3 separate regions of the Mus musculus genome follow, and all the other regions are linked to region 1. A link is a loop called in an ENCODE intact Hi-C map of the cell type or tissue named here. Cell type or tissue: left cerebral cortex. All regions are shown on one strand.

Region 1 (8,000 bases):
CTTATTTATTTCAACATTTTTTTAATTGGATATGTTCTTTATTTACATTTCAAATGTTATCCCCTTTCCCAGTTTCCCTCCCTTCTGGAAACACCTTATCACATCCTCCCTCCCCTTGCTTCTATGAGGTTGATTTTCCACCCACCCAACCATTCCCACCTCCCCACCCTCCATTCCCCTACACTAGGGCATCTATCGAGCCTTCATAGGACCAAGGACCTCTCCTTCCATTGATGCATGACAAGGCCATCCTCTGCTACATATGCAGCTGGAGCCATGTGTACTCCTTTGTTGATGGCTTAGTCTCTGAGAGCTCTTAGGGGTCTGGTTGGTTGATATTGTTGCTCTCCCTATGGGGTTGCAATCCCCTTCAAGTTGCACCACCCCTACCACTAACCTATGTTTGAAAATTGTCAAGTTCTATGGAAAGTGACCACAAATAAGCTACACTGAGAAATTTTTATTGAGAATTGCCTGACTTTTCACTTGTCCTCTTCCCAATTGAGATAGCTTTCCTCTAAACCTTGTCTGTCCTTTTGCCATAATCTCTTCTTTATAAACCTTTTTGTTTGTTTGTTTTTGTTTTTGTTTTTGTTTTTTGTTTTTTGAGACAGGGTTTCTCTGTAAAGTCCTGGCTGTCCTGGAACTCACTTTGTAGACCAGGCTGGCCTCGAACTCAGAAATCTGCCTGCCTCTGCCTGCTGAGTGCTGGGATTAAAGGCGTGCGCCACCAAGCCTGGCCTTTCTTTATAAACCAAAACCAAAACAAAACAAAATGAAAAAACAAAAAAGCAAACCAGAAAATCTACACAGCCTCAGCATCCAAAATTATATAATAATAGAGTGGGAAGGAATTGTGGAGACAGACTCAGCTCATCACATGCTCCTTGGAATAATAATTCAAGTATTGCACTAGTTTGTTATTTGACACCACTGGCATCTCAGGTGGACTACAGAGGGTGGTCAAGGATGGCCAGCACTGAAGAAAAGTAATTTACCCACACAGAAAACTTGCCACACTTCAGTATCCACGTCTGTGACTGATCAGGAGTTCATTCATTTTTATATGGACTAAGATGTAATATATATATATGTTATGGAGACTAGGATAATGGAAGTGTTGCAAAGATGATGGTAAGGATGATATTTTTTCAGAGGATAGGATATATATGTTCTTGCTCAACGACACTGGGCAAGAATACAGCTGAAATGATTCTCGTCTTGATTTATATTTTGCTATCCTTTTAAAAGTATAATCATGTTTCTGAGATTAAATAAATATTGCTTGAACTTTGACAACTCAACTTAAGGTGTTGAATTGGGTGTTTTGTAGGCATCTTAATGTTTGTAATGCGGGAGGAGGGTTAACCCTTCATTTCGCCAAAATACACAATAAACCTGATGTAGCTATGTCAAGACAGGCCATTTGAAGGTGCTCCACCCAGAGGAATGAGTCACTGGTACACTGAATGGGTGCCCGGTCATACAACCTAGCAGAGAGTATGTGTGTTCTCAGTCATCATGCTGCCTGAACAAAAAGAGAGTGCAAGGCTGGGGTATGGGAATGGGAGGGTTTTTTTGGTCCTTGATTTTATTATCTATCTCTATGCAATGTCTCTATGCAAATGTCCCCTTCATGCCCATCCCTTTGAGTGATTAGTCATGATAAGTTTTGTATGGTTCTGGAGTAGGCATATTTTACTGTATTTGACCTTTGGAAATGGTGAAACCTTTCCATTTAGGGGAATGGTTATGATTCTATCTCACACTTTCTTCCAACCAGCTTTGCCCTTTTTCAAATGAGCAAGTAGCATTCACACACAGGTTCTTGAAAAGAGCTATTTTTCAAGCCTTCCCTATGCCTTTCTAGAATTGAAGACCCATTACTCTGTCAAATATCAACCCATCTGTCAGCCTGCAACAGATGGTTCAAATGAAGAACTTTAAAAATACCAAGGAGGAAATTATTCTGTGCTTTATCAGACAGAGCTTAAATTCTATCTAACTTCAGCAGTATCCTTCCCTCCTTATCATGTGAACTGAAAGTGGGGAAAACATTGCATTGGAATTACAAATTAGAAGCCATTACTCAGCAAGATGATTTCTGGCTTCAAGACAACTTTACTGTTAGATGCGAAGCAGGAGATAGACTTGGGCTGTGGTCTTACACTAACACTGTTCAGGCACATGTAGTGAAACAGTGGAAAATTAAGACCTTGTCTTAGAAAGGTAGAAAGGAAAGGATCGCCCTATGAAAATCATGTGATAAGGCTTCTGAATAAATTACAGAGGCTCTTACTTTCACCATCTGTTCTCCTTTCTGTTCTTGCTTCTTGTTTTCTACAAGATCATCCTTTAAAAATTCTGTGTCTCTGGTAGGCAAATTTTGAGCAGGTACCTAACACTAGAAGGCGGTTGAACATGAAAGAATGAACAGATGTGGATTAAGTGTTCTCTCTCTTCATGTGTTATGTCTCCATTTGTTTCTCTCTGTGTGTATGTGTCTGTCTGGCCCCCTCGCATGAGCGTGTTTGTGTGTGTGTGTAAGAGAATAAACATGGAAACTCCATTAGTTTCATTTTTAAGTATGTGACTAAATTGCCATGGCATTATCAAGCTGGCAGTTCATGTGTGAGGGTTTTACTTTATTTAACCATTCTAGGTTATGGTCCATCATTGTGGGGGACTCAAGGCAGCCAGAAATAAAGCAGCACGTGGCATCTTTAGTTGGGAACAGAGAGAGAATGAACCTGTGCATGGCTTTGCTCTGCTGACTCTCCTTTCCATTCAGCTAAAGTTCTAGCCATGACATGGTGTCACCCATATTTCGAGTTTATATCCACATCTCAGTTAATGGAATTAAGATAATTTCCCACAGACATTCCCAAAGACTGACCTGATCTCAAACTATCTATTTAGACTCTTCCCTGATGGTTTTAGATTGCTTCATGTTGACAGTGAAAACTCACCTTCCCAGAGGCTCATGCTAACTTGAAGTGAAATTGTTTGGGAGGGGCATATCACTAAGGCTGGCCTTGAATTCACTGTGTAGTAGAGGATGACCTTGAATAGCTGATCCTCCTGCCTCCACCTCCTGAGTGCTGGGATTAAAGGCTTCACCCTTTCTATCCAGTAAACCAGGGTTTCCTTCCTGCTAGGCAAGCACTGTACCAATGGAGCTCATTCATTGTGATCATGATGCTTTTTGTAAGCTTGAAGCAGTGATGTCAGCTCCAAACTTCCCAGAGAAAGTGATCATATGCTTCCTTGGGTTGTTATTTCAATCTTGTGAAGTAAATATTTTGGAGTATCCCCTGTCTAGACATAAATATTAATTGAATCATAACTTATGTCTCATGCTTTATTTAGCTGTTTGTACCGTGCTTTGTCAGTTACATCATACTTTCGATTCACATTCCAGTTTTACATTTCTAGGTTTTGGGTTTTCTTTTACAATTGCGGTGAGAATTTTTAAAGATGTAGACAGACTTCCATATCTCTAGATTTTTTTCCTATGAGTATCAGAAGATATGAGTAGAAAGTTTTCAGAAGCAAATGTATCCTAGGATGTCTGCAAAAAACGGCTCAGCCAGCATGATGCTTGCTGTTCAAGCAGGAGGTTCTGAGTTTGGATGGCCATCACCCATATACAAAGCTGGCAGTGGTGGCTTGCAGCTGTAACCTCAGCCAGGAGGATCCAGAGATGGGAGGATCCCTGCTGCTCACTGGCTGCTGAGCTCACAAGTGGATGCGCTGGAGGTTCAGTAAGGACCTTGTATTAAAGATAGAGTGTGAGAAGGACAACCAACATTGACCTCCAGCTTCCATGCTTACACACAGCACACACACACACACACACACCCTAGTGAAAATCTTCTGGACTTCATGTACCATAATGCTAACAGACATCTCACTGTAAAGCAGATTCTGATTTGGAAGGAACAGAACAGAGTCTGAGAGCCAGAATTTCTAACGTGCTTCCAAGCTCTGTATGTGCTGCTGCGCACATATGAACTCTGAGAAGCATGTCTAGCCTATGAGGAGACTTCCTCCATGCCAACTTTCCAGCCTACATTATGGCTAGGATCACCCACTATGAAAGAACATACCACACTATTTTTATACTTTTCTGCCTCACTTTCAGATATGTTTGTTCATTTTGCCAGTTCAGTTTTAAGATAGCTGCCACTTCCCTCCCTCCCTTCCTCCCTCCCTCCCTCCCTCCCTCCCTCCCTCCCTCCCTCCCTCCGTTCCTTCCTTCCTTTCTTCCAACATCCATCAGATTTGTTTCTATATACTGGGCACTGTGATAAGTATTTGCATGAAATAATCTCATCTAATTCTCAGTAGATGTTAGCAGGACTATTATTGATGTGCAGCTGAAGATACAAAGAATAAAGAGATCACCAGGCTAGCAAGTAGAAAAACTAAGATGTGACTAGTCTGACTCCAGAGCCTGTGTCTTCACCATTAAGAGTTTATTAAGATTTTCCCTTCTTAGGATCATCTCAGGTGTATTTACATACTCACCTTTGCCCTTTCCCAGAGTTACTTTCAAGTGGTATGAAGAGAGTAAAATTCTACAAAAATAAAGAAAACATACATATGTGCTACTTTTTCCTCACTTTTCCTCCCCAATTTGCTCCTTGATGAAATCCATGAAGGCAAATATTAGGCTATTGGGAGTAACATTATCAAACAGAAGTCCAATCATGTGTACTTAACCAAACTGAACATTATTATGCTCTGCATGAGGAGTTATGCTGTAGGGTCATCATCTGATATATGGTATATTAAAATTTGTGATGATGAGCCCTCATATGCCATATTGTGTTCTGCTGGTGAGAGGAAGAAGTTGGTTGCTAAAAAAGTTAAGGTTCTATGAAATATATTCTTAGTCATGAAGAAGAGCCTGTTCCCACATGAATTTTCAGAAATCAGCTAAAGGACAGTAACTTTGCAGTTTGTGAAATGGCTTGGTAGATGACAGTTATATCATTCCAGTTTAAGATCTTTTCACTACACATAAAGTTGAGATAGAGAGTGATTTTTGGAGCACAGAGAAAAGCTGTGAGCCTGTTTTAGAAGGTAGGTGGGGGACTGTGACTTTATACCTCCAAAACACTTCCATTCAGTTCATGTGAACAACATTAATCTTCCTGGGAAGTAGGAATAGGGAAACATATTTACACAAAATGTTAACTTGATGATCTTTGGACAGTATGAAGGCTGAATTATGGTACCTGTCAAGGACTGTTGTTTAACTTAAATAGAAACAAAAGCACATGCAAAGCCAATGTCCAGAAATATGTTGGAAATAGAGAAGGGTTGAATCACACAAGAGTTGGGATAGATCCTAAAATCTGTTTGAAATGAGAAAGTTGTCAAGTCAACAAACAAGCAAGCAAACAAACAAAACAAATCTTTCAGTGAGCCCATCATGTCTGCTCTAGTGAGCACTACCCTTGCTTTTGTGTATGCTTGAAGTTGTTAGCTTGTGTTTGGGACCATGTAGAGTAAGAAATAAATATCCCCCAGCATGGATGGAATTTCTTCAGTTCAGGGAATTAGTTTCATCATGAGAATAAGAACTGAGCAAACATACTGTATTTGTGCAGGCAGAAATTTTTAAAAATATCTTTTAATACCTTATTCTTTTTTCTTTGTCTTTTTGCTAAATGCTTTGAATGGCCATATGGCTAATGTGCATTGAGTCGTTCTGTCATATGGCTGGGTTGGAACAGCTAGGAGGATTGCTGTTCAGTTGCTTTTTGGTGCTGACCTCCACCTCTGCCTCTCCCAATGATTTCAAAGTAAGGGTTCTCAACCTCTGCTCCCTTGAAACAAATGTCTTCTTATTCAAATACTCACCAACATTTTTGCTTCTCAATTTGAAATGGCTCTGAGGATTAATTTTACCATAGCCATTAGGGAGGTTCTAGCTCAACTGGGTCATATAATAACTATTTATAAACATGAATGAGAAGACTGTCCAAATGGAAAATTCATAATTCATTTTAGTGCTTTGGAAAATGAAACAATTCCCCTAATGCTTGGCATTCATAAGAGCAATACCAAATTGTTCTTAATATAACACATAATATAAATGATATTACCTTCCCTTGGGAATTGAGCCCCACGCTTCATGCATGTTAGGTGAACTCCAAACACTGAGTTAGGTCTCTAGCCCTTTTGACATTTTTCATTTTGAGACCAGGTCTCAGGGTACTCTCAAGTTGCTCCAGGGTGACCTTGAGTTCACTCTGTAGCCCAGAGAGGCTGTGAGCCTGTGATCCTCTTGTCTCAGTCTGTTGATAAGTGTGTTTTTAATATAGCAAGAGGCAAAACTATGAACATGTTAATGCTATTAGGGAATATAATTGTCACGGAGGAGATAGACAGTGAGCAAGGTGAAGTAAAAGCTCAGATACCAGGGACAAATATTCCTGTCCCTGGTGGATTCAAAGTTCAACAAGTGATTTTTATTTGCAATTAAAATGGAGAAAGACACCTAATGGTACCCTCTGGTCTTCACATCCATATACTTACACCCCTTTACTCCCACATGGGCACATGTACCCACACATATATGAATGGAATACACATACATGCACATATACCACACACTTACTATACACAAGTAGAAAGAAAAAAGGAACAATCATGTGATCATCTCTGGGTCCTCAAAACAGAAGGACTAGGAGACACAAGGATTCCACAATGGGAGATAACTCAGTGGACTTGCTAATGTAGAAAAGTTAAAGACTTAAACACAAGATGATGAGAATCCATATTAAGGAAATATGGCAGTTGTAGTCAGGGAAGAAGTAATAAAAAATGATGGCTTACTCATTTGCTTTAGAAGTAAGTACAAGGCTTTCTGTTGGGAAAAACACTGGATTCAAAGAGAATATATGGTGCTTCCAATTATTATGGGCCTGCCTGACAGACTATGATCTCAGGATTACAAACACCAGTGGACTCTATCAGTAAACCATGTGGACCTAGAGACCTGCCTCATTGGATGACAAGGTTTTATAAGCGGGTCAGGGTGTTGAATGGTCAGTTCAGTCAAGATCAAATCTTGGGCTTTATTTGATTTTTCAAAATTTTACAAAAGCAAAAACGAGGGGCCTTCTCTTTGATTCAGAAAAACGAAGTTTTAATTCTCATAAATGTTTTGAAATTTTAGATAGACAATTCAGGGGTGTTACCATTTTATGTTTTTGAGAATTTTCTTTGAAAGGACTTCTTTAAAGTCCATAAACTCTGGGTTAGCATTGCAGCATCTCTTAGCAGCTTTCCTCTTGATTCTTACCCAGTCATGACCCCATCTGCATTGCAGATCTTTACCCCTAATGTTTGCTGCCACCCACTATGGGTATCCTAACTTGTCTGAAAATAACTCATGTCTCCCCAGACACCTACTCTTTCATCTACATGGATCATGGGGCTGAAGGCAAAGCTCTCATGCTCTATGCCAAATGCAGCAACAGTTTTAAGTTCCTGGGCCCAGCTGCACCCTGCTGCTTTCTTCAGGATAGGAGGGTAAGGTGCCCTGCATCTGACAGGTCTGCCTTCATGTTCATACCAGATGCTTCTCTGATGTTTCTCACCTTGGACCTCTTTCAAACGAGAATAATAACTCACAGGATTTCATGGACCTGTAGATGAAATAAGGCATGTGAGCTCTCAGCTCTGGTCTGGCATGTTGGAATCCCAGGCAAGAGACAGCCCCGTGGTAGACTTCCCAAGCACTCACTGAATACCACTATAGTAATCTTTTGCTATTCTTTATTTCATTTATTGATATATTTGTGTGTGCGTGTGTGTGTGTGTGTGTGTGTGTGTGTGTGTGTGTGTGTGTGTGTGTATGGATATGAAGATGTGAATGCACACACACAATTACATATGTCACAATGCATACATGGAAGATAGGGCACAACTTTAAAGAATCCTTTTTGTCTTCCACCAAGTAGGCTCCAAGATTTAAACTCAGA
Region 2 (8,000 bases), 310 kb before region 1:
GCCAAAGGGTTTTGTTTTTAGGGTGCCAACATAATCTTGTCAATTTCTAAGAAGTTCTGAGATTCTAGCCAGATTCTGCCTTAGTTAAAGACAAGAGTCAGTTGAAATTAGGAAAGAAAACGAGGAAAGAGGGAAAAGGAGGAGTAAAGAAGGCCAGTTCTGTGAGGTGCTTAATGACTCTTTGCTCTGAACACATTGTGATTTTGAGTGATAATTTCTCAATACTGCAGGGTAGATGATATTCATAGAAAACAATGTCACTTGGAAAGCCATTTCTATCAGCCTTTCACACAGTGTCTAACAAAATATATAGTGACTTGTAAGATGAAATCTACAACTGCTGTGACTAGACTAGGAAATATATATTGAGAATGATGGCCAATGATCTACATTGTAGTAATGGTGATCAGATGCCCATGAGGTTCAGACAAAGACATTTCTAATGGAATGACAGCAGTTGCTTTCCAGCTTTAGAAAGCATGGGTAGCTAGCCTAGTGTTTGTAAGGCTAGTAAGAGGGAAGACGGGGACCTGAGTCAAAGTGTGAGATTCAAAAATGTCCCCTTGATCAGTTCCCCTCTGTCACCTTCAGAGCCACAGCTATCACTTTGTAGATAGGTGCATCTCCCAAATTTGAAATTCTGAGAACTTTTGATATTCTAACATTTTTACTCTGATTCATAAAATAGTTTCAACCATTTAAGAATAATGGATATGAATCTGGTAAATTTGGGATTAAAATTCTAGCTCTGCCATTGCATGGCTGTGTCACATAAAGCCATTCCTATACTTTTAACTTTCTTCAGCGCAAAACAGAACTAGCAGTACTTTTTGCAAGCTCACCTGTAACAAAAGGTCTCAGACCCTCAACAATCATTTTACTATTCAGAATTCCAAGAAAAAAGGTACTAAGCGGGTAGTGTGCTTTTCCTCTGGGGCTTCACACATGAAAGGGTTTGGGAAGCCTTGTAGGAATGTAAAGTCTAGTTTTGTGTTTTCACTAAGGTGTTCAAGCTGCTCCAAATTTTGTTGTGGAGAATGCGGGCCCCCTCCTGGAAAATGCCTCTTATCATACACGGGCTGCCACGGTCACCATGTCTCTCTCACCTCACACTTCTCTGGTTGGAGATCCTGTTATCCTCAATGCCAGCCCCACAGCACATCCTTTTGTGCTGTCCTACAGATCCTCACATGTGTGGGATGTAAGTATGGAGGCAGATAATATTAGCATAACTCAAGAGATTTAAATGAGACTATCTTCTGTCTTACATTTTATTGCTTGTTTAGATGTGTGTGTGTGTGTGTGTGTGTGTGGTTTGTGTTATGCAGTTTAGGTTGGCCTTGAACTCCTGATGTCTTTTCTTGGCCTTCAAAGTGCAGAGATTATAGCATGTACTAACATGCCTGGCCCTCTTGCATGCTTTTAATTAATTTAACCTTTTATTCTGTGAGACTTTATGGTGTGTCAGACATTTTTAAATTCCTTAAGAATAACAAGGAGCAGCAGTTTTACAGGTACCTATTGAGGGTCTCATCAGATGCAAGGTAATGCCTTACTCTCAATGCACTTACTTACATATGGGGATGCCTGTTAATTAAGGAAATACACACAGAATAAAATTGCAAATATGATCTGAGCAAGGAATTACAAGTTCTCAGATAGGTAGGTGGGTGCCAGGAGCCATAATGAGACAAGCAAATAACTACCAGGTGATCATCCAGAAATGGCCTGCTTCAGATTATTATATAATCTGTGGCAGGTGTGCCCTTATTCAACAAGACTGTAAGGGATTCATTTTAGAAAAGATTCCTGCTATTAATATGCTTTTTCTGCTATTATTAAACATATATAACAATCCCTAAGAATAGCACACCCCTTTGGAGCAGATCTATGAAGAGGTACTGTCTAGTAGTAATGCTATATAGACAAATAAATGACTTCTTAAGTCTTAATGATGATCCATCCTATAAGAATTCCTAAAATTATATTTGTGATTATTAAGCTCTTTTATAGTGGGACTGCTATTAGTTCTTTTCTGACAGTCAAAACTGCAATGAGAACTCTGCCAGTCTCCCAAGTGTCACCAGTTAATTGCTCTTAGATAGTAACCAGACTTTTTCCTAATAAGAGCACATTCCAAGAGGTTGTAAAACAATTGACCAAAAGTCATAAAAAGGGAAATAACAATTTATTATAGGTGCTAGGACAGAAGATAAAATATTGACTAGCTTTATCTATACAAAGCTTCACTAATAACTTAGTTATGGTTTTAAACCTTTAGTGAACCTGTGGAGCTGAGACAGGTGATGGATGTTTAGCCAGATAATTACTCCTAATGGATATGCATGGAAACATTCTCTGTTGTAAACTTCTATTTTGATTTATGATTTAATTTTTTGTGTGAACTTGTGATGAACTTTGTAACATGTGATCATGTTTTCTGAAAGATGTGTAAGCACTGAGGACAAAGAGAGGAGAGGAAGATGGAGGAGCAGGTAGAAAAGAATTTTTCCTTTCCCTAATTTGTTTACTATTCCCCACTTAAGATCTTTCCGCTTCTGCTTTCCCCCTGAGATAGCTTTCATAGGTAACTTTTTACCACTCAGAAATAAACTCTGTAATCACTTCTCTAAGTGTCCCCTTTTCTTTTTTCCCCTCTGTACACTGCTATTATTATTTACATAATACAATATAGCATCAATGCTGAATAGCATGATTATGTGCAATACGTAAATATGAACTATCTGTACACATCTGCAAATCTAACTTAGAACTAAGGTACATAAAATTGAAGCAAAACTCAATGTTTTAATAAAAATAAACTAGGACTGAACACTGCAATAAATCAGAAGTAGTGCCTTGTGTACATACTTAACTATTTACAGATGAAAACAGGCATTACCACAACACTAATCTAACTATACTCATTTATATATAAAAAACACAAGTTTCATACATCACAAAAAAACCTTCCATTATAACACAGAAGTGATATTACCAGACAAGCATCAGTGGAGTATACTGACAGAGCTGCTATATGTGAAAACCAAACAGAGTTTAATTTCTTCTTGTAAACAAATCCCAGTGCAGTTCTGTGCTACAATTTTAGTAATGAGAATGCAGATATCTTCTGGTGCAGGCCAGCACAATAACCTTCAAAGATTATCTCAGGCACCCTGTTGTTGACTTGATGGTTTTACTTAGAACCAGTTGTGATGTTACCTTTCGCAGAATGTCCTAATTGACAGCTTTTAGAAGACCAATTTAACCAGGCTTACACATGGTACCAAATACCAGTTTTGTAGCTTTCTTCCTCCTTCCAAAAGTCATGTTGAAATCAAGGTGAAGTTTGACTATGGTAGTAGACTGCCAGTCCTTTTCTGGTGTACCATTTTATTTATTTATTTATTTTGAAATTTTTTTTAAATTTAATTTTATTTCTTTTTTAAGTACAGGCACATAACACTAGCCAAAGATTATACCTTGATTACATTCCCAAAAGGCAGATATGCTGCAAACATGCAGAGATTTCATTCATTTAGTTTGGCACATGGAACTAAATTTTGTTCCTAGTATATGTGTATTTCAATTTGTTGTGCATATTTTTGTCCAATTTTACTGAGGGGAGGCAATTCTGCCTGTAACAAACACCCAAACATCCTAAAATATCAATTATATAACAGACAAGTATAAAGCAAAACTCTGGAGAACATCAAAGGAAAATGGCCATGCATCTGCTCTTTAATGTTTTCCTACGATATATTAAAATAAAAACAAAGTTTCAGTCTCTTCACATGTAGTAATTTTATATTCTCTGGATTTTTTGAGCCACAACAACTAGATTTTCTTTTCTGATTTTTGCTGCAGCTTCTGCTTATAATCATATGGCCAGTTGTGCTTGTCAGAGTAATGGTGAAGTCCACAAAACAAATTTCCACATCGGCAGTCAACCCCTGTAAGGCCATCTCTCTTTCTACAAATAGAACATCTGTTCTTCTTTGGTTTGGGCAACTCAGGAGCTTTTTCTTCACTTTGAGAAGAACTGGGCTGAGAAACTGATGGACTGAGCTGAGTGACAACTGACTCTGACACCTCTGTTTTCGGGATAGTTAATTTGTCCTCTCATGAAATGCTCATTTCTGTCATTTGTTGAGTTACAGGCAAGGCAGCCACAGGCACATTTCTTGATTTTTCAGATGTGCTGCCAGCAGCACCTTCACAATTGTTGAAACTAGCATCTGCTCTCTGTACAGATGCAGAATCTGTTGGAACCACTAGATGTCCCCATTGGGCTCATTCTGCCACTATTCGTCTCTCAAGATGTTCTTCGTAGGAAACAAGAACACGTTCCATTTGTCCTAGGACCCCATAAAAGCCACATCCTGAACTACACAGCATGGGCACTGGGGTCTGGTTAGTCTCCTGAACCATATTTTTCTGCCTGCGGGGGCCCGGATGCCCTAGCGAGCTGGCGCGCGACGCCGGGCGGTAGGCAGGGCTGAGACCTCCGGGAAGGGTTGGCTAGCGGCCGCCGCGGGCCAGAGCGGAACGCAGGCCGAGCGCAAGTGTTCCTTTTTCTACCTGCAACTTCCAACTAGCAGGTTGAAAGTTAAAGCCACACCGTTCCTGCTGAGATAGAACAAAGGCCACATTGCTTAATCCTCTGCTGTTAAGATACAGGTTAGGTCACTTTTTTTTTTTTTTCCTTCAGACAAAGCAAGAAAGTTTTTAGGACTTTTTTAGAGATTATTATCAGCATTTCAGTACAGTAAGAGACCTAGAAAGCCCTGAGACTCTCAGACTTTTAAAGCCATCACCAGAGTCCTACTTTGTGACTCCACCACTACCCTCTTCGGGCTGGGAGGCTCCCGGCAGGTGGGAGTCCAAACAAAGGCATAAGATCTACTTAGTATTCTCTGAAGTAGCTTTATCTGAAAAGCATTCTGCAGACTGGGCAGGAATTGAATAAAAGAGGGAGAAAACATCTCAGGTCATGTGCAAAAGTCCTGTAGAAAGAAGGATCCTGAAAAGAGGAGACCAGATTTGAACAGGGAGTGTGGTGAGAAATCTGACTGCAATGGAGATAAAGGAGAGAGCCTGTGGAATCTGGGAGATTTGTTGGAAAGAGCTACTTACTTGCTAGTTTTAATAAAGCTAATTCTCCTACTGGGAGAAGTTCACATAGGCGCATTGCTCTTTATAAGATATCTGGGTTCCTTAAGACTCAAAGTACTCATACTGCAAAGCTATTGCATGCTTGACATTCACCTGGTCTTTCTGCATTGGCTCTCTGAGACCCAAAAGAGGACCCAATTCAGTGCAATAACATCTTTAACAGTTGAGCTGCCCTAGACTGGTTTAGTTTCAGGTTATGGTTAGCTCTTGTGTCCCTCAAATCTCAAACCTCTAAAAGCAGTGACTAGTAGAAGCATATTCCATCAGAACAAAAAGAAAACCAGAATATAAGCTTGAGCCCATGTGTACATTTAGAGACTTAAATCTACTCATAAGCTATTAGTTGAAGAAAGTCTCATGCACAAGCCATAGGAACTGCCAAGTCAAATGGCAAGCATCAGAAACATGGGAACTGCAGAGTATGGTAGAAAAGAAACATGATCTGCTAATGCTTTAACAAGATCACTCTAGCTACTGTGGGCACATATTCTAGAAGGACAAGGGAGGTATTTAATAGAACCAAGCCATGGCATTGCCAGCTCTTCAAACTTGCTTCCATTGTGAATCTGGTATTTAACACTGTCTTGTACTTATTCTCTGTTCAGCTTCTACTCTAAGCCCAGCTAGCAAAAATTCTGCTGAGACTCTAGCTTCTGCTCCTGCACTAAGCTGACAAGGCTGCTTTTCCTCTGTGCGCCTCCTCTTATGAGCACTGTAAACCTAGGGAATGGCTTACTTTAATGCATTTCTGTTCTGTTTCCTGAAAAATGAGATGAATGGTAACTTTATTACCTCACTTGAGCTGACAAAACGATTCTGTGAAATAATATATGTCAAGATCCATTTTGCTGTGTAGGCCACAATAAATAGTTGATACTTAGTATTTGTCTATGATAAATATGTTTATAATTCAGTATTCAGCTATGTTATAAATATTAAAGACACAATAAATGTGGCCACACTATTAAAATGATATCCTCACTAGATGTGAAAGTACATACCTTTTTTTTTTTTTTTTTTTTTTTTTTTTTTTTTTTTTGGTTTTTCGAGACAGGGTTTCTCTGTAGCCCTGGCTATCCTGGAACTCACTGTGCAGACCAGGCTGTCCTCAAACTCAGAAATCTGCCCACCTCTGCCTCCGTAGTGCTGGGACTAAAGGCGTGCATCACCACCACCCGGTGGAAGTACATACCTTTAATCCTAGTACTAAGAGCTGATGGTGTAGAATCATGAGTTTGAACAAGCTTGGAGTACATGTCTCAAAACAAAACCAAATTGTCAGGTGTGGTGGCTCACAGTTGTAATCCTAGAACTTGAGATGTTGTGACAGAAGGATTGTTATGATTGTTATATATATATATGAAGTCAACAATTTGGTCCTCCATCATTGTGCTTTTTTTTTTTTTTAACATTTTAGATAATTATCACTGGAGTACCCAAGCTGGACTTTGAGGTGGTAGCGCTCTATTCCTTGACAATATATGCCAAAGACAACCATGGGGCAACAGCGTCCCAGACCATTTTTGTCCAGATCGAAGATGTGAATGAGCCTCCTGTTTTCATTGGGTCACTTACACAGAAAAATCAAGGTACCAACGGTCTGTTTTGAGGGAAAGCAAGTACCAACGGTCTGTTTTGAGGGAAAGCAAGTCCTGAGGACACAGACGTAGGTCCTGTGCTCTATGTCTTATGTGTTTTCATGGTGTTCGGGCTAGAAGGTTAAAGGAGACTGACACTAAACAAACTTGGGCTTGTATAATGGCTCAGCAGCTAAACGGATTTGTAATGCAAGCCCGATAACTGGAGTGGTGACCCCTGGAACCTACAGTAAAAGTAGAGTACTAACTCCTGAAAGTTGTCCCTGGAACACCATACATGTTATGACATATACATGCCCCCCCCGCGCGCGCGCGCGCACACACACACACACACACACACACACACACACACAAGCTGATATGTATAGGTCCTGATTATGTATAGGCATCATCCTATAAGTGGATTGTTTATTTAACATTCACAGCACTGGAGGGGAAGTTCTTTTGTTCCCTTAGTCCCACTGTATAGAAAATAGACTGAAGTAATTTTCTTAATATTGAAAATGATCCATGTATCTGTTTTATCACACTGTACTAAAATCGATCTCTTAAATGTGTCTAGTTGTTAAACTAGAAGCTTCCCAAGACCTGTGATGAGGCTTTTTGCCTCACTCTTGACTTTCTTTCTCACTCTATGAAGTCAAATACCTAATTTTTACTTGTGGAAAAAATCCATAGTGTTCAGGTAAAACAAAATAGTTCAGATGTAGGTATGGCTACTAACTGGACTGAGTTACTTGTTTTGTGTGAACCTCAGACCCTTCATTGCTATGTCTTAGATGGGAACGATTCCCCAGGGAGTCATGTGCTCCAGCAATGGTCCCAGCTTGTGGCACTGGTTTTGGAGGTCATGAAGGACCTTTGGGAGGTGGAGCCTTGCTGGAGGAGGCAGAACACTTGAGGGTGGGCCTTAAGGCTTACTTCCCAACCACTCTCTGTTTCCTGTTAATGGCGAAGTGAGGAGGTGAAGTGTTCTCTTTGCACACATCCATGGCAATGGAGCATCCTGTTCCCATCCTTTCTTTCCATAATAGACTATGTCCCATCAAATGATCAGCCCAAACAAATCCATCCTCCTTATGTAGCTTGTTGTCAGCAATTTAGTCATAGCAAAAAGAAAAGTGACTAACAAAATCACCGATTCAACTGAGATGTCAGTCTTACCCTGAGGCGTGTCTTAGGGTTACTATTGCTGTGATAAAACACAAGGAACAAAAAGCAAGATGG
Region 3 (8,000 bases), 88 kb after region 1:
CAAGAGAACAGAAGGAAGCGCAGACTCAGAGCAAATGTTTGCAAAAGACATTTCAAAAAAAAATTAGATACATGTATCTGAAGTCTTCTTCCACTCCACCGAGAAGTGAACAAACACCTTAATAAAAATTCAACAAAGATCTTAACAGACTCTTCGTCAAAGAAGATCTATGGGTAGCAATCAAGTATAATAAAAATGCTCAACTTTACATGTCATTATGGAAATGCAAATGGAAACAACAATCATTGTCATTTGTGCACCCTTTAAACCAGCCAGCACCAGTTGGTGAGTATGTATGGCAATAGCCACTCTTTTTTATGTAAAATCAAAATAAAAATGTGTTGTCCACTTTGGAATACAGTTACATAGTTTCTAAAAAAAAAAAAAAAAAAAAAAAGGAAGAAGAAGACTAATCTTATAATATGACCAGGTACTGAATCCTTGGTGTTAACCCAAAGGACCAGAAAATGTGCTTTATGGTCTGCACATGAGTATTTATAATGTTGCCATACGTAGTTCTCAAGACTGAGAAATAACAAAGCTGTTAATTAGCAACTGCAGAACACCCTTACAATGGAATAGTGTCCATTGGTAAGAGGAGACAAGTGAATCACCACAAAAATACACACCTGAACATTAAGTGCGCATTGCTAAGTGAAAGAAGCCAAGCTGAAAGCTACCTTTTAAGGATGCCAATTACTATGGGAAAGTTAAAATTTTTAAACAGAATAAAGTTTAAAAAATGAGTGTATATTCCAATGGCTAAATTATTTGTTTGATCTGTTGTCTCATTACCAAAGAAAAAAAATTTTATCTCAGTGGTAAGCAGTGTTTTAATGTCCCCAGTTTACCAATTTTGAGTTTTCATAACAATTTATAATATTAGCTTTGTTTTTTCTCAAGCTGTGAGCATGAAGACAATGACTTTTTCTTTCATATTTTATTTATTGTAATTAGCCTAGCATGTTAGAGAGAATCAATTTATTTCTAGAGAGCATATTTTTTTTAAAGATAACTGTACAGAGCTGTAAAGCAACAAACACAGAGGTCACTCTAAGGATTAACCTCTGACCCAGTCATGCTTCTCTGGCATGCTCCTTCTTGCACTGGCTTCCTTTCTGATCCACACTCTCTGCTTTTCATGTGGAGGTCATCATGGATTTGTGGGCCTGACTACAGCCACTAAGTAAACCACATTTCCTTCTGCCTGCTTCGTCCCTCTCTCTAGCTTCTCGATGCAAGATTTCTAAGGATAGAACCTTGTACATTACAGTTTTTTTTCAGTAGGGCATTCAATATTAAAAATAGCAAGCAAAAAATAAATCATTGCATCTGACACATCCTGTCATTCCCCCATCCATGAGTGCAAAACCAGCCAGTGCTCCCCTACCAACTCTCCCTCCAGCATCACCCAGGCTGTAGACACAGACCCTGTTTCCTTCTCTGCCTTGCCACCTATAGATCCTTTCCACTAAACAGGTCTTTGGATCAGACATCTAAATATATCCTAAATATTTCTAATCTTACCCTTCTGGCATCCTAAAACCAGTTAAGCTATCTCTACCCATTCCCTAAATAATTATAAGCAGCTGTTTAACTGATATGCATATCCCACTGAAAAATATATATTTCACACAACAGCTAACTTAAGCCACTAATATTCATTTCATCTAGAATAAAACTGAAGCACCTCCAAGGTTTATGAACCTTGTGCTGCTGGCCATGCTGCCCCAATCAATGCATGGCTTTCACTGCTCTTACCCAGTATGTTCATGCCCCTACATTTTCCTTTCAGTTTCTTTTTCATTCCATCCCTTCCCTTCCTTTTCCTCCTGTTCTGTCTCCATGAACTTTTCACAGTCATGCTTCATCATTCCTGTCATTCAGCTCTCAAGTCTTTGACTCCCTCCTCCATTTCTCTCTGTCTTTCCCAACCCCATTTCCCTCCATCTCACTATGTAACTTTATTGCATCTATTGCAAGGGCAACAATCCAGGTCTTTTGCTTCTTTGTTTATTGTCCCTTTCCACTTCCCTTCACTGCAATGAGACGCATACTAAGGTCCCTGTCTGTTCTTTTCAATACTGGAGCTTCAGCACCGAGAACAGCTCCCAGGACAGCACACTAAAGCACCTGGTAAGTGAGTGGATGAGGTTATTTTTGTGCCAAAAGTTATTTATAAGCCATCGATTGACAAATGCCTAGCCTCACATCTAATTAGAAAGAGTGGATGAGGTCTCCAAGATGCGAATGTGGGACCAAGCGTGAGCTGGATCTGCAGCATAGGACAAGCCTCTCCCACTCGGATTCCACACTTGGCAAGTGTTTCTTGACCAAGTGAACGAATGGATGTGGGCTCAAAGGTCAGCGTGCATCCAAGGAGGCCTGCCACTGTACAGTAAGATGTTGAAAGAAGAGCTGGGTGTCCTATCTTCACCACTGATGGTATCTGTTTTCCAGAAAGTATTATAGAAAGAGGCAGAGACACACTGTTTATGTGGCTAGAGGCATTTGGTTGAAATTGAAGTGATTTTTAAAACTACAAAAGGCATAGTCATCTGGCACCAATGGTGATCTGAGTTGAGAAGGCGCCCCACCACATTCTCATTTCATCCGGCCCAGTGTAAGGCTCTTACATTCATTTTTGTCTATGGCAGTCTTTGTTCCAACTTGGAATATTGATGCTGTGCATTTTTATCTGCATAATACAAACATTAAACTTTATCATTCTTTATAGAACAGTTGCCCGAGTGGTCTGAATTCTCTCTCTAAAGACTATGGTAATCAGAATAATAATTTTAGATTTGGAACTGTAAGGGTTCATATTAGCCTAAGACTGTTTTACATCAACAAAGAAAATCATATTTAATGGTATTTTATTATGGCAGTCACTCTTCCTGGACAACTGCTGTGAGGATCAAAGAAACTAATCTATTCTCATTTTGGCAAGCAATATAGCAGATCTAGATATAAATAATACTAAAGTTTTGAAATGCACCCCAAAGACATATTCTTTCATAACACATATTTAGCTGTGAGGAAACAGAGATCTATACATTCCTAAACTCATTTCAATGCCAAGACTTAAAGCATGCTGTTAAGATGAATACCACAATGTAAATTAATTTGATCTATAATTTCTTAAAATGTTGCCTTATATTGTGTAAATACAATTTGTTAATTTGGGCAATTTTTTATAGACTTCCTTGTCATTACAGAAGATCATCAGAACCTTATACTAATCATCTGGGTGTGGCTCTCTATGATGGTCATATAAAGTAGTGATTGCGGTAACATTAATGCAAATCCCTGCTTTATGTTAGTCTTACTGTAAGTCCTAGATTGACAGTGTAACTTCTCTGCGTCTCAGTTTCATCCCAATCTGTTCTTTAAATGAATGATATCCGTGAAGAGAGCTCATTCCCCCTTCATCCTCAAGGCCTACATTTCCAAGTGCAGTGCTGGCACCATAGTGAAAGCTTGTTTTAATTAACAAATCTCACAGGAGTACATTGGAGAATAAATGATAAAGTAGGTATGACTACTAAGAAAACATTGACATTGAGGTGAGAAGATGGCTCAGTGGGCAAAATGCTTTCAATGGAAGCATGAGTTCCTGACTACAGATACCAAGAACACACATAAAGTCAGATAAAGCAGGTCAAGTCTGTAATTTCTGCACTTCTACAACATGATGGGAGGCAGACATATAAATTCCCGGAATATCAAAGGCCAACTACATGAGGTACACAGCACTGAAGAAAAGACACTGTCTGACTCAAGGAAGAAGGCAAGAAACAATGCCTAAGGTCCTCTGACCTTCACACATACACTTTTGCATGTATACATTCACATGAACACATGCAATTATGCACATATACTCATATTACACACACGCACGATTTTTTAAAAAAAGAAACTTGATCATACTGTTTTTCAAAAAATTTTTTTTGCTGGGAATACAAATGCCTAATAAGTAGATAACAGTGTGTCCATCCATGTTAACAAACAAATATACTACAGGATTCTTTATTGAGAACAATGTAAGCAAACATGCAGTTTCTTATTTTTCTATCAGGCATACAAACACTATGATTTAATGCCGAATGGAGCAAAAATTATAAAAATGTTGTAATTTCACCTTAGAAGTGAAATTACAGAAAATCTTGTTGGAAACATTATTTGTAAGAGTGGAAAATGGAAACAACCCAAACGTGCATTGGTAAGGAACAGGTTCAATTTATTATGGTATAGTTATGAAAAAATAAATTATTGTTTAGTTGTGAGCCAATATATATGGTAGGTGTGGATATGAAAAGACACTTGTAAATAAGCAAACATTAATTTGCAATATCATAATCATAACGGAATTGCTTTTCATAAATTGAGTGCACAAAGAGGAAGTGTGGAGATACTGTGGTGATTTCCTCTGAGAAGTGCTCAGGAGGCTGCAACACTCTACTTCATCCCAAGACTTTGTTCAAGTATTTTTAGGTGGTGTTAGGTTCACAGTAAAAAAAAAAAAAAAGTGTTCAAAGATGGCCTGTTTTTCCTTTATTCACACAAAGCAGGCCTCTTACTTTTGTTTTCAGCACCCTCCACTGAAGTGGTATAGCTGTTGCAACTGATAAACCTGCATTCATATGTCCTTATCACATGGGGTCCATAGCTTATAAACTAGGGTTTACTCTTCATTTTTGGCAGTTGGTCTGCTTGGACAAATGCACATCAAATACGTGTACACCATATGGCACAACACAACATATTTTCAACTGTCTTAAAAATCTTTCTGGGGGCCAAGATGATGACTCAGTTGGTAAGGTACAAGATTCACAAGCGTGAGGAACCCACGTTAAAAATGCTGGACATTGTGGCGCAGGCTTTCAATCCTGGCATTGGGGGAAGCAGATACAGGCACACTGGGGTTTATTCTGGGCATTGTGATGCATGCTTGTAATCCTAGTGTTGAGGCAAGCAGAAACAAGCACCCTGGGGTCTATGGTTAGCCAGCCTAGCTAATAGGTGAGCTGTAGGTCAAAGAGAGATCATGATCAAAAATAACGAGGGACCACCTGAGTAAGGGTACCTGAGGTTGTCCTCCAGTTTCTATACACCTCTGTGTGTGTGTGTGTGTGTGTGTGTATGTGTGTGTGTGTGTGTGTGTGTGTATGTGTGTGTGTGTGTGTGTGTGTGTGTGTGTGTGTGTGTGTGTTCTGCTTATTCAATTGTACCACCCACTCCACATTCCTGGAAGCCACTGATTATTTTACTATTTCTTACTGTTGTGCAATAGGAATTAGAAACAAATGTTATTGTTTCTAATCAAAAGGGTGTAACTATTTTGGAGGATGAAATAGAAGATGGTGAGAGACACAGTAGGAAATGAAATCCCTTCTACATTTACTAAAATGAAATACACATGTAGAGATTTTGGTATGCCCTTAACACTAAGCTTTAAAGATCAAAAGCTTATCAAACACAGCTTGGAGGAGGATTCAAGTCCGTACTTGGAAATGTGCTCTCATATTTCAGTGCCAAGCTAAAGGTTCTCTGCAATCAAGGGTTCTCATGTTTCTGGATTTGAGTTGGAGGTCCTCTCAACTTGTGACTGTTTCTTTCCACTATCCATGCCTTTGCTAGAGAAAAGAGACTATGCAGTAAATCTTGCAAAGTACTTGATTTTAGAAATCATTTACATGATTGTAGAAGTCATTTACATAACTTCTGAAGACCTAGCCTCTAATTAACATTCCCGACTTCGGTATAGAATCTTTCACAATGAAACATAGCAGAGCTCCACCATCCCATATCAAACAGTCACAAAAGGGAAAGGGGAATCAGTTCGCCCCATACTCCATACTAGAGTTATTTTTTTCTCATAGTTTGTTTGACCCAGGAAATCAATTAGAAAATAAATGCCAGTAATTCTTAGTCCCAGGGAACATAGTGGCTCTGAGCCACTCAGTCCTCCTGGTATGCATCACCTGTCTGGTGAGGACAGCAGACTGTAAACTTGGAAACAATGAAGGAAGCATTCAGGGGCATTTACCAGCTGATGGAATCTCTTCATAATGCACTGGTGAACAATAATATGGTCTTTGAATGCTCTGGATGTGCGAAACACATCTGTTCAAAGCTTGCTCCTGTGCTTAGTAACTTTGTGAATTTGGCAAGATGTTCCTCCCCATGAGCATCAGTTCCATACACCACAAATAGAGTTCAGACTGTCTACCTCATGGTGACATCATTGGTACAAAAGGCTATGGTATGTGTAATGGCTTTGTACAGCTCATGGAAGTAAAATGATTCATATATCTCTTACTCAATGATAATGGTGATGAAGATGACTTATCACTATTCCACATTATCAGAAAAGAATTAGATACCATGCTAAACAACTTTTCTGTGACATCAAGGATTTACTGGTTATATGGTTTCAAATAAAGTTTGTCTGAATATTAGTCCATGAAAAGGAAGTAAAAGTAAATGCTCTGGCTCTTATGGTCCTCCTGTGACATCAAAGAGCAATGACCACAGTAATTACTAATAATGTATATGTATATGCACATGCATATGTATATACACACCTGCATAAAATAAAAGGATTCACATATCTCCTCTCTTTGACTTTACCCTCAAGTTGATATGAGTTGATAGGTAAAAGGCAATTTTGTTAAGGAACATGTTCAAAGGCTGATGGTGGGAGTGAGAAGTTAATCGTGTAGTTTACCTATTACTATAACATTTAAATTACTATTTGGTTTCCTGTCAATTTTTAGGTTCCTTTTCATTTTAAGAGTGATAGGTGATATATACTATAACAGGTGACTTTGGAATGATAAAAGACAGTAATGTCCACTTACTTACTCATGGTATTCTTCTATATATGTTTGGTCATGTTAAATATACTAAGTCAGATGTTTGTATAACATCTGTTTTCAAGTCCATCAATATTAAGGGAAACTGAGGCTTTGGCTAGCAGGAGCTCTACCTCCTCCTCTTTAGGTTAACAACTCTCTACTCCTGTGTGTTCAGACACAGTCACATGTTTTGTCACGTGTTTTGTCACATGTTTTGCTAAAATGCCAGATTGGATGCTACAGTGATGCTGCTGAGGTGAATCTGCAGTGGAATGGTGGTGTTTCCATTTTAACAGACATTCATAATGCAGTTTTGAAGTCTCCGAGACTCAAACTGGGAATAAAACTAAAGTCGAGGACCTCTGAGTTCCTAAATGTGTTCTAGAAAAGGTACCTGGAATATGAATGTTCTCCATTGTTTGAGATTTCTCAGTCCTGATGCCTTTACATTTCAGATCTGGCAGCTGTGCATATTAACACAAGCAATTATCCTGAATGCATGTCTCCTCTACATTTGACCTAGCAGCCTCTGAAAAACATAGTTCATTCTCTCAAAGGTAAAGGCTTCGAAGACAAGTTCTATGCTCAACTGACACTAGTTTTACCTCACTGTGTGAGTTTTAGAAGGACATAAAATTCGAACATCATCTCCCTTTGCAAATGATAAGGTAAAAGAGACTCAGAACCATGACATCATGGGGCAAGTGCCTACATTTTCAAGAGACGTGATACAGCATACAGATATGTGTATGATGATGCCTTCCTCTGATACTTATTGAACCTTGTAGCTAACTTTCCTTGTGTTTTATAAGCATCTCAAAGTCCCATGTTCTCACCTATTCTAGAAAGAATAAAATTGTAAAGGAAACTAGACCTTATTTTTAAAATTTTGAATGAAGGGATTCTATTTAGTTTTATGTCAACCTGACAAAAACTACAGTTATTTGGGAAAAGGAAACTTTAGCTGAGAAAACATTTGCCCTATAGATTGGCCTCTGTACAGGCCTAAGGTGTGTTTTCTTGTTGACAAATGATGTGGGAGGGAATAAAAGGTTGGGGGTCATGCTACCCCTGAGGTTGGCATTCCTGGGTACTGGAAGAAAGGGAACTAAACAAGCCAGAAGGAACAAGCCAGTAAAG

Evidence for each region. Peaks named below come from ENCODE experiments on the same cell type or tissue, not always from the same donor. Only the 100,000 strongest peaks of a DNase experiment are listed, where the experiment ranks them.
Region 2: a loop joins it to region 1, with 4 times the contacts of the local background. A loop is called at or near these places in 3 of 42 quality-filtered maps.
Region 3: it touches region 1 in a loop (2.5-fold over the local background); 2 of 42 quality-filtered maps call a loop at or near these places.

The regions. Positions count from the first base shown.
Region 1 is chr14:13,587,714-13,595,713 of GRCm38, reverse strand. The region is part of intron 3 of Synpr (synaptoporin); the gene reads right to left. Among named protein-coding and RNA genes, the nearest start is that of Sntn, 79 kb to the left of the region's middle. In left cerebral cortex, no CTCF peak of the experiment used is centred here; DNase peaks (open chromatin) are centred at 3,247, 3,983, 4,924, 7,469 and 2 more places; H3K27ac peaks cover 2,343 bases.
Region 2 is chr14:13,898,273-13,906,272 of GRCm38, reverse strand. Gm281 reads left to right here. Exons shown (of 15, transcript XM_011244864.1): 2 at 1,005-1,201; 3 at 6,593-6,764. It also overlaps the pseudogene Gm18576. Among named protein-coding and RNA genes, the nearest start is that of Gm281, 12 kb to the left of the region's middle. In left cerebral cortex, a CTCF peak has its summit at 4,279; a DNase peak (open chromatin) is centred at 4,280; H3K4me3 peaks cover 488 bases.
Region 3 is chr14:13,499,654-13,507,653 of GRCm38, reverse strand. All of the region lies in intron 2 of Synpr (synaptoporin), which reads right to left. Among named protein-coding and RNA genes, the nearest start is that of Synpr, 50 kb to the right of the region's middle. In left cerebral cortex, no CTCF peak of the experiment used is centred here; a DNase peak (open chromatin) is centred at 4,847.